Regions from separate parts of the Homo sapiens genome. Here region 1 is linked to region 2. The links are chromatin loops, found by intact Hi-C in ENCODE. Cell type or tissue: IMR-90. All regions are shown on one strand. Each heading gives the region's core, and the rest is flanking DNA. Links, peaks and the distances in the headings are about the cores only.

Evidence for each region. A loop is a pair of places that touch in the nucleus more often than their neighbours do. Peaks named below come from ENCODE experiments on the same cell type or tissue, not always from the same donor. Only the 100,000 strongest peaks of a DNase experiment are listed, where the experiment ranks them.
Region 1: a loop joins it to region 2, with 5 times the contacts of the local background. A loop is called at or near these places in 7 of 110 quality-filtered maps.

Annotation. Positions count from the first base shown.
Region 1 is chr11:5,122,818-5,125,752 of GRCh38, reverse strand. No RefSeq gene overlaps it. Among named protein-coding and RNA genes, the nearest start is that of OR52A5, 14 kb to the left of the region's middle. In IMR-90, for the core only: a CTCF peak has its summit at 1,505 (motif pointing left); a DNase peak (open chromatin) is centred at 1,472.
Region 2 is chr11:5,203,480-5,206,414 of GRCh38, reverse strand. No RefSeq gene overlaps it. Among named protein-coding and RNA genes, the nearest start is that of OR51V1, 4.3 kb to the right of the region's middle. In IMR-90, for the core only: a CTCF peak has its summit at 1,444 (motif pointing left); a DNase peak (open chromatin) is centred at 1,404; H3K27ac peaks cover 468 bases.

The sequences.
Region 1 (2,935 bases), core at 286-2,785, 81 kb after region 2:
ATTTCAGTTGTTTAGCAGTTCTAACAGCCTCTGAGCAGAGACTATGGGGTTTTCTAGGTATAGAATCATATTGCGGGTGAAGAGAGATAGTTTGACTTCCCCTCTTCTTATTTGGATCCCTTTTGTTTCTTGTTTCTTTTTATTGTCGATTGTTCTGGCTGGGACTTCCAGTACTTTGTTGAATAGGAGTGGTGAGAGTGGGCATCCTTGTCTTGTTCCAGTTCTCAAGGGGAATGCTTCCATTTTTTGCCCGTTTAGTGTGACATTGGGTGTAGGTTTGTAATAGGCAGCTTTTATTATTTTGAGGTATGTGCCTTTAATGCCTAGTTTGTTGAGGACTTTTAACATGAAGGGATGTTGAATTTTACGAAAAGCTTTTCTGTACCTATTGAGATAATCATGTGGTTTTGTTTATAGGTCTGTCTATGTGATGAATTACATTTATTGTTATATGTATGTTGAACCAATCTTGCATCCCAGGAATAAAACCTACTTGATCTTGGTGGATTAGCTTTTTGATGTGCTGCTGGATTTTGCTTGTAGTATTTTGTTGAGGATTTTTGACTCTATGTTCATCAGAGATATTGGCCTAAAGATTTCTTTTTTCCTTGTGTCTCTCCCAGGTTTTGGTATCAGAACAAATCTGGCCTCACAGAATGAGTTAGGGATTAGTCCCTCCTCCTCAACTTTTTGGAATCATTTTAGTAGGATGAGTACTAGCTCTTTTTTTATACTTCTTTGTAGAATTTGGCTGTTTATCTGGTCCAGGGCTTTTACTGGTCGGTAGGTTTTTTTATTAGTGATTCAATTTTGGAACTTGTTATTGGTCTGCTTAAAATTTCAATTTCTTCCTGGCTCAATATTGAGAGGTTGTATGTTTCCAGGAATTAGTCCATTTCGTTTAGGTTCTCTAGTTTGTGTTGTTCTGCATTAATTAATTTTAAATAAGGAAAAACTAAAAGCCAAAACATATATGCATTTTAAATTAAACTCTGTATTAAAGATATTTAAGAGTAGGGAACTTCTTGGGATCAAGAGATTGTTAAAAAAAAAAGCTTGTGATTTACTTTTCTAGGAAGGACTGCTCTAATTTTCTGTCTCTTAAAATAGGACAAAAATCATCTGTGCATAATTGATTTTCCTCCCTTTCTCTTAGCAAGTCTTACTTCTTACAGGCATTACTGTACTCTCAACCCTGTTCTGCCTACCACTTCCAAACACACTTCTTTCTTGGATCACTGAAATGCCTTCTGGAAATCCTTTGATGGTCAAGAGTAAATACAAGGTACAATATTTGTTTTGTTTTCGATTCCCTTTCCTTACCAAGCATACAGTAACGCTGTCCAATTTGTTCAGAGATGAAATGGAGTCTCAATTGATGCATTGCCTTATTTTAGTGTCCTTTTTCTTTGTCAAATAAGTGAGAACGAGATAAACCCTATCTCTGGGGCTCTGAGAGACAGGGATGTGTTTTACTAACAGAAGATGCTTCAACACTGCCATCTCCTGGCCATACTAGATATGCCAGGCCCCCAGGGAATTGAGCAAGCCGCTAACCCTTAGAAATGGCTGGCTTTAAACTTCCATCTTTGCCCTAGGGAAAAAATATCTCTCAGGATTTGAGAAAGGCTAATAAAACTTTGGTAATCAGGGAAAATTATGTTACAAACCACAAATATTACATAGCTGGGACCAGCAGAGAGCAACCTTCCTCTGTGCCAGTCACTTGTCACTGTTGCTCCTGGATATTGAGTAAGTTATAGTTAGGAATGTGTACAGCTCAAGTGGAGGTGAAACAGTACATCCTGAAGTACAAGTACAAGTGCAGCTAATGAATGTAGACTCCAGAAAAAATCCAAATCATAAACATGAAGAGTATATTTTTGTTAGGGTCTCACTTTGAAATTCTATGAACTACAATTAAAGAACAATAATGATAAGTTGAAGAATCTACTTTGGAAGATTGAGATGTTAAGGGCAGTTAGGAGCCTGCTATTGGAGAAGTAATTTAGACCTGCAGATGTTTTACTTGAAAGAGAGAAGGATCATGAGTGTGTAGGGAAGTTGAAACTATCCCTCTGAAGGTTGAAGTCTACGTCTGTTAAAATGAATCGACAAAAGACAAATTAACAGGAAAAAGACATAGAATTTTATTAACATGCATAAGCATGGAGAACTCCAAGGAGAATGATTACCTGATAACTCAATTAAGCACAGATGCTTATATATCCTTCTTTATAGGGGAGGGGAGAGATTGAATGGGACCTGAGAAGAGACAATAGTTTGAGATGAAGTTCATCTGGGCTCCAGGTGTGGTGTTTAATTTTCAGTGTCTTCCTCTGTAATATGAGTTTTAATCTTCTCTGGTTAATGGAATTTCAGGGAAGGGATTGAAGGCAATTGTGTTCCTCTTTAGGGGTCTAGCGTCTAGGTAGATAAGGGAACTTCAGAGAATAACCTCATCCCATGCTTTGGGAAAGACAAAGAAGTGAAAGACAGGAAGGGCTGGGGGATGTCAGAGAAACCTTGCGGTTGCTTCTTTAGTTCAGAATGTTAAAGTGCTATATTTAGGGATATTGGTTTTCTGGGCTCTAACAATGTAATGATCTCCAAAACATTCCAGAGTTTAAATCTGTGGTTATCATGGTGACTAGGGGCCAGGGAAGAACACAGAATAATATTTGGATGTGATGACTTGAGTTATGGAGAAATATTAGAAATGCTTAGCACACCACTTATAAAATTTATGGATCACCTTGATTTAGACCTAGACAACTAATCACTTGCATAACCTCTCTGCTCTCACTTAAAAAAAAATCATTGATGCATAATATCATGTTACCAGCCCTGCAACTGAACCATAGTTATTTGCCAGTGTATCGTTACTGGAAATTGTTAAGTGTCCCAGCCACAGCCATTATATTGCAATCAGAAT
Region 2 (2,935 bases), core at 258-2,757:
AGCCTTTACAATTTCCTTTATCTTAAAAATAAGGGTATTGAAGTAGAATTCTAGAATTTTCAGAGGACAACTTAAAATATGTGTAATAGTTTTAATTATTTATCCTCATAAATTTAACTGTTCATTTTAATATATTTAAGGATGAATTTTTTAAAAAGTTGATTTCATAAAAACGGGAATAGAAAGATGGTTCCATAGGCTGACTGAGAGTGTAGAGGAGGGATGGGAAGGGAAAGAAGTTGATCTTCAGTTAGACTAGAGGAATAAGTTTTAGTGATCTCTCACACTGCATAGTGAACACAGTTAATAATATATTATGTATTTAAATTAAAAATTGCTAAAAAATAAATATTTTATGTTCTCACCACAAAAAAAGTTGGAAGGTGATTCATATGCTAATTAGCTTGATAGACTCTCTCTACAATGTATATATAGATCAAACATCACATTGTATCCCATAACATATTATATATATTATATATTTATATTATATATTATTATTGTATCCATTAATATATGCACTTATTATTTGCCAGGCAAATAAAAAATGTTTTTAAAATATAAATTTATTTGTAACCTCCTTTTACTTTTCTGCTTGGTTTTCTTCTTTCATTCAGTGTTTACCAGTTTCTTATAGTTAATTTTATTTTAAGCTGTCTCACATTTTCTGAAGAAAAGGGAACATATTAAAGCCAACAAAACAAATACACTATCTTGCATGAGATGATTTATGTCATGGTACAATCAAATGCTATAAATCTTATAAAAACTTCTCAAATGGTTAGATGGCTACAGTTGAACAGATGGACCATGTCATATATTTTTTATAATGCTTCTAAGGTATGGCTAATTTTTAAAAAATATTTTAGTAATGATGGGAATATTATTTATAGAAATCTTATAAAATATATAATGAAATATGTAATAAAGTCTAGATAAATGTGTATATACATAATATATATTTATTACATAATATATAATATATAATGTATATTTATATATTACATGCATTATATATTAAATATAATACATTTTATATATTATATATTAAAATATGTAATAATATGTTATTAAATATATACAATAATCTATTACATTTTATGCTTATATAATATATAATAAATATATAGTATATAATAAATATACACTATATATTTGTATCTATATATGTTTATAAAGTCATTCCTCTAATTAGGTCATAACCATTCAGGTAAACTGGAAATTTAAGCCTACTTCAGGTTTGTGGTAAATAGATTCTCTCTGAACTAGCATATTCAGAATCATTAAACAGTCAGTTCTTTGGACAAGTCTTATAGAATGTTCTTACCTCTTCAGCCATCCCAAGACTCTTGAGGGCCTGACCTCGCTTACACTAAAGCAGATCTGCCTTATGCATCACTGAAGTAGGGAGGGAAGAAAGTTTGATGAACTACTTCTGACCCCTAGTGGTGTCCAGAAAAGACCATTAAAGGAATGACCTTTAAAGGATGGACATACAATTTTTTGTCCAAGGCAGGACATGTGTGGGTGTCTTTCAGTAATTATGTTCTAAGAACAGCAAAAACTCCACTGCCTTGGCAAATAGGAATGTTTTAGTTCTATAGAATTATAAAGAAGCTGTCTTTTAAACACAATATACTTTCTCTATGTCTTTGGAACAATGACTATTGGTCATTACCCTATTTTAAAGTAAGCAAGTAATCACACAGGGAATTATTCTGAAAAGACAGAAAAAAAAAAAAAACCAAGAGATTTCTGCATATGTAGGTCAGTTTTAATCAGAGGGCATCAGAAAAGACTCCTGAAAGAATGACCTGGTTATTATAATCACAGATTTGCTTTCCAAGTCAACATTCCAGACAGTGCTCAGAGGGGATACGAAAACCCTTTTATTTCTCCAGACTCAAATTCACTGCTATTTGTCTTCTCTATTTATTTTATTATAGGCATTGTTCTGGTTGCTGGGAACTCAGACTGAGATACCATACACTGACTCTCAGATAGCATAACACAACATGATGTCTTGGAAAACTGTAAATCTTTTTGTTTTTTAAATACAGGTGGAGCATCTGGCACACCTGACATATTGATCTTGTTTTTCTTTAAATCTTCATTTATTTACCTTATCAAAACTATGCTCTTTCATCCTACCTTTCAAAACATATTTTAAAAAATCCTCCAACATGTATTTTGCTCTGGTAATCCCAAAAGGCTGATAGTCTCTATGGTGGCAACATGGATAATACTGTTCCCCATCTAGATGGTCTCATTTCTTCTGTATCTAGTCTGAAGAAGCCTGAATGAAAGTAGATTTTTAAGCTTTGTAGCTAGTCTGAAGCCTTTGTAGTCAGTCTGAAGAAACCTGCATGAAAATAGATTTTTTTTTTCCTTTGGGACAGAGTCTTGCTCTGTCGCCCAGACTGGAGTGCAATGGCGCGATCTCGGCTCACTGCAACTTCCACCTCCCAGGATCAAGCAATTCTCCTGCCTCAGTCTCCCAAGTAACTGGGATTACAGGAGCACACTGCCATGCCCAGCTAATTATTTTTGTGTTTTAGTAGAGACAGGGTTTCACCATTTTGCCCAGGTTGGTCTCCAACTCCTGAGCTCAGCCAATCCACCTGCCTCGGCCTCCCAAAGTGCTAGGATTACAGGCGTGAGCCACCAAGCCTGGCTGAAAGTAGATACTTTTAACACATACCTACATTCACAGAATATTAAATCTTTTGTGATCAATCCCAGATCCTTGACGATATGTCTGAGTCAGGCTGGAAATGAGAGAAATCATGTTTGAAATTGGAGTGTTGTATTCAAGGTCAGCAAGATCCCTGGAGCAGCATCTGTTTTATAAACCATTCAAACTTGGTATATGATGACTCAATTGGTGGCCAAAGGTCAGAAAAGACTAAGTGTACACAGATGATTTTACACACAC